Linked DNA regions of Homo sapiens: region 1 is linked to region 2. A link is an interaction called in ENCODE POLR2A ChIA-PET data of the cell type or tissue named here. Cell type or tissue: GM12878. All regions are shown on one strand.

Region 1 (2,500 bases), 230 kb before region 2:
ATGATAGTAGGCTTCCTTAGCTTGTTCTTAACTTTTGTGGCAATATCTCAATGTTTACCATTAAACTAGATGCAGACTTTGAGGTTGAGATGGAAAATTTTCTTATGGGGAAAAAGAACCAATTATTAGACATTTAATTTTACCAAATTACTTTTCAACAGCTAAGGAGGTGATCAGATTATGTTGCTCCATAGCTTTGTAATACATTAAATTGTATAAAAATATTTCCTAGTATTTCCTAATATTGACTTCTTTGCATACTTAGACAAATCTTAATCACACAAGGTGTTGCTTGATTCTATTTGTTAATAGCTAATTCAGGATTTTTGCCTTGATATTCCTAAGTAATCTTATCCATTTCTAAGACAGAGCAATTCTGTCTTCAATTGTGCTAGTTCTAGCTGGACCTGGTTTGAGGGTCTCGTCTCTTTTTGTTAAAGTAAATTAAAATGGAGACCAGACCCGGAGAATACCTGAGCAGACAAAAGCAGTTAGGCCTTACAAATGACCTCAACCTTGCTTGATTTGCAAAGATAAGCAAGTCTTAATTTGAGCTATTTCTTGTAAATGTTTAATATTAAATAAAAGCAGAACTTAAGCTCAACTAATTAGAAGTAGCCAGCAAACAAAACTATGGACTTTACAACAGGGTAGACCAAATAAGGTAACTGTATAACTGTAACCAATCAAATATTTTATTTTCTTCTGTGCCATCCTATAAAACCTCCCTCTTCTATTTTTACCATCACCACCTTTTCCCTATCACTACCTCCTTTCTCAGGCAAACATGACAGTTAACAAAAACAGTAGGATAATGAATGTTATTAAGGAGAACACTAGGATGTTTTAAGAGTGTATAGAGGATCTGCTAAACTAATAGTAGGAGTAGTTGGAAAAGACTTCTTAGAAAAATCAACATTGTTTAAGCTGAAATTGAATAGTGAGTAGAAGTTAGGGAAAGAGATTAGAAGTATTTCCAGGAAGAAGATAAAGCATATTCCAAGGTAAGTGAAGACATGGAACTCTCAGTTAATCAAAGAAAGCCAAGGATGGCTAGATCCTCAAGGTGGGAAGTCACATTGTGTAGAAATGAGGCTGGAGATTTTAGCAGATGATTTTTTACAGAAACTCATAATTAAGTTTGGATCCTGAATGTTTTATTATGGAAAATGGAAAAACACTCCAGGCTTGAATCTAGGTATGTCACAGTCAGATATGTGTAATTGTGGGCTGTGTGAATTATGAATTCAAAACCTTCTCCCTCATCAGGCTTTACATAATCTGAATTTTGGTCGCTTTAATTGTGGTCCTCCTCCACTTGCTCTGCCTCCCACGAACTGCACCCTCTCAGTGCATGGAAACAGAACAAGTGAGTCAAAGAGAGCATAGAGGAACCCTGGCTGTAAACTTTGAGGTGAACCCACTGGGTCACCAGCCCATTCTGTTTCCTTTGCTCATAACCCTGTCAGCCCCTACCCCATTTCCTCTCCAAAAACTCTCCCATAATATCTTTTCATTTTCACTTGCTGTCCTTCCTGAGTTTCATCTCCCTGAGTGTTGAGAGGCATTTGGTTTCTAGGTGTTTTGTGAAGTGTGAAAAATAACTTCAGTGTGTGAAAGGAAACCACAAGACCCAGGGCTGCTATAGCAGCAAGCTCTGTTCTCAGAGAGGGTAGATAACTGTCTTATCCTGTGTGATCTGAAAGGGCTGAAAGTCCCCTCAGTAAAACATGCACCCCATTGGTCTGGAGCTGTCATTCCTCTCTCAGAGGTAAAGGTTTTCCATCAGGACAGTGGCTAGGTAAGGGGAAAATAACTCACAGGGAGATACTGAGAAGGAAGTCAAAGGAGCTGAATACAAATCAAATATTAATAGCTCAAGTGAAGAGTTAACAATTCAAGCCCTTGGCTGGGCACCGTGGCTCACACCTGTAATCCTAGCACTTTGGGATGCTGAGGTGGGTGGATCATGAGATCAGGAGTTTGAGACCAGCCTGGCCAACATGGTGAAACCCCGTCTCTACTGAAAATACAAAAAATTAGCTGGGCATGGTGGTGGGTGCCTGTAATCCCAGCTACTTGGGAGGCTGAGGCAAGAGAATTGCTTGAATCTGGGAGGCAGAGGTTGCAGTGAGCTGAGACCACGCCATTGCACTCCAGCCTGGGTGACAGAGCAAGACTCTGCCTCAAAACAAACAAACAAACAAACAAACAAATCAAGTCCTTAAATGCTGGGGGTCCACTGGAAGGTTTCTTTGACGTGGTCTGTTGCCTGTTATCTTGGCCACATCTTGTAAAAAGATGACCTCTATAGGTTTAACTTGCTACAGATCCCAGGCTTGAATATCATCCATTAAAATAGCAGAGACTGCTCTATTTGCCTTTCTCTAACTTTCCTTCTTCATCCTGCCCTGAAGTTCTCCCACATACATTTTTAACTACTCAGTCCATCAGTGATCACATATACCCAAAATACGTCCTCCATATTCTCACTGGGGTT
Region 2 (2,500 bases):
ATAATCCAGCATTCTTTCTAACATAGCATATATAAGTGGTATTATAAATCAATGAGAAAAAGATGACATCCTAGTCAAAAAAAATGCTCAAAGCACATAAACAAAAAATTCACAAGACAAGATATGCAAATGGTAATAACTATATGAAGAAATAGCCTCATTTAATTAGTAAAGAACAGTAATTTAAAGCCACAAGATACAAACATTCATTTGCCAAACAGTCAGAGGTTCTACCTGGCATCACTGCCAGTGGAAGAGTAACTGATAAGGTTTTGGGAGGGTATTTTGGCAATTTAGCAGCCTTTACATGAACATATGCTTTCCACTTTTAGAAATTCTACTGCCAGGATTTTATACCTACACTTATAGAAATTATATGTCCACTTCTAATAATTTATTGTAAGGAAATAATTAAGAGTATACACAAATATATGCCATAAGCATGTGATTTTAATTATAAAACCCAAAACAACCTAAATTTTCAAATAAGGGATTGGTTATAATAATGTTGCATGGTATATCATTAAAACACATAAAAAGCAGTTTTTAGATTGGTGATTTTCAACTGGTGATTTTTGTAGCAGAGCCCTGTTTTGCAAATAAACGCGCATGTGAAACCCCAATGTGTGAAAGAGATGGATGTGAGGATGCTCCTGGTGAAGGAGTCAGGCAACCCCATCACCCACCTCCTTCAACATCTTTAGGAGGGTGCTAAAAAGAAGACTGTAAAACGCTCCACGGAACCCTGAAGACAGCACTAACACCAAGTATATTTACCATGTATTGTTAAATGAAACAATTTGCTTTTAAAAAAAAAAGAATTGATTCATCTTTTAAATGTACATATGAAGAGAGAATAAATGAATATATTCCAACAGTCTGGACACCAGTGTATTCACAGAAGGGTATGGAATTATGGGGATTCCACCCTTCTTTTCTGCTTCAATGTATAAATTGCAGTGCTTTTATAATAAAGTGAAAAGCAATGGGAAATGAGATGAAACAAAGAGGCATTAATTCAGACCAGAGCACAGAGAAGAAGGAAAAGGGAATATATAGCTATTGCCAAAATAGTGACATACAGCAAACAACCACAAAAATCGACATGGCACAGATACAGCAATAAACACATTTCTCAGTCATCTGTGGGTCTACTGGCTTCATCTTGTTGATCTCTAGGTCAGCTGGAGTGGCTTTGTCCCACATGTCTTCATTTCAGGTACCAAGTAGAAGGAACCGAAACCACCCAGGGAAAGCCCCCAGGCAAGGGCAGAAACCCAGGAGGCCAGCAGAAGCCTGCAGGGTCTTACAAGGGGCAGGCTGAGAACGGGAACCCTCTCACTTTGCCCCATTCTAGTGGCCAAAGCAAGTCACAAGACCAAACCGAAACTCAATGGGCAGGGAAATACAGTCCGCCCAAGATGAGCAATGGCATGGGTATGAATGGAGGACAGGAAAGAATTGGAGTTAATCCTTCAATCCCTCACAGTATGGAGGGCAGGGTCTGTTGACAAGCAGCAAGAGGTACCCAGGAAGGCAGGGCCTGGCTGTCCCCACCAGCACCCCAGACACCCACCTCAGCCCAAAGAATGGCTCAGAGCCACGCTTTCTAGGCCATGAAAGGAGAGGGGCCCTTTCCCTCGTGACCCCAGAGCAGATGGCAGAATACAGTCTAGGAGGAAGTTCCAGGAGGAACATGAGAAACCTCACAAGCCTCGTGCAGTTTAGTTTCTGATAACCACTTCTCTTTCTTTGTCTCATGTTTCCCTTCCTTCGTGAAGTTCCTAGAAAGTGTAAATTTTTCCTTACCTTTAATTTTTTCTTTAATTTTTCTTTACCTTTTTTTTAAGTTGCCATCTAATCTGCCCTTGAAATGCTCTATTCTGTGCCAGTTGTCCATTTCAAGATGGAGTCACTTGTTTCAAACCCAAGCAAAGTAGAGTCAGGAGCCTAAGAAGGGAGGGTCCTCATGCACATGCGCCTACAATAACAACGATTACAGCCAAACACAGTGGCTCACACCTATGGTCCCAGCTACTTGTGAGGCTGAGGCGGGAGGATCACTGGAGCCCAGGAGTTGAGCCCAGGCTACAGTAAACTATGATCACGTTGCTGCACTCCAGCCTGGGCAACAAGGCAAGACCCCATTTCTAAAAAGAAAAGGAAAAAAAAGGACTATTACAAAGACTCTCTGAAGGCTGTGACACACATATGCCTGTAATAAGGACTATTTCCAAGGGCCTTCCCAACTGCAGCCTGCCACAGGAGTCACTGGACGGCCGGCCACATGTTGGAGCACTCTCACCTCACATGCCATCTCCACTAAGAATCTGACCTCAACTCCTGTGCCCAAGTAACCAATGTTCTCTTTGTTCAAAAACAACTCAACAACTCCTGTGCACTCCTCCTTTTGCCTTTATTTTTTTGAGACCAAGTTTCGCTCTTATTGCCGAGGCTAGAGTGCAATGGTACGATCTTGACTCATTGCAACCTCTGCCTC

What was found. ChIA-PET counts read pairs that join two places held together with the same protein. Peaks named below come from ENCODE experiments on the same cell type or tissue, not always from the same donor. Only the 100,000 strongest peaks of a DNase experiment are listed, where the experiment ranks them.
Region 1: POLR2A ChIA-PET joins it to region 2 with 8 read pairs; 7 of 35 experiments call an interaction of 5 or more read pairs at or near these places.

The regions. Positions count from the first base shown.
Region 1 is chr7:150,667,706-150,670,205 of GRCh38, reverse strand. All of the region lies in intron 2 of LOC124901774 (a long non-coding RNA gene), which reads left to right. Among named protein-coding and RNA genes, the nearest start is that of GIMAP2, 17 kb to the left of the region's middle. In GM12878, no CTCF peak of the experiment used is centred here; a DNase peak (open chromatin) is centred at 1,545; H3K27ac peaks cover 2,500 bases.
Region 2 is chr7:150,434,680-150,437,179 of GRCh38, reverse strand. All of the region lies in intron 1 of LINC00996 (long intergenic non-protein coding RNA 996), which reads right to left. Among named protein-coding and RNA genes, the nearest start is that of LINC00996, 2.3 kb to the right of the region's middle. RefSeq lists enhancers at 1,095-1,194, 1,415-1,634. In GM12878, no CTCF peak of the experiment used is centred here; a DNase peak (open chromatin) is centred at 1,289; H3K4me3 peaks cover 2,247 bases; H3K27ac peaks cover 2,340 bases.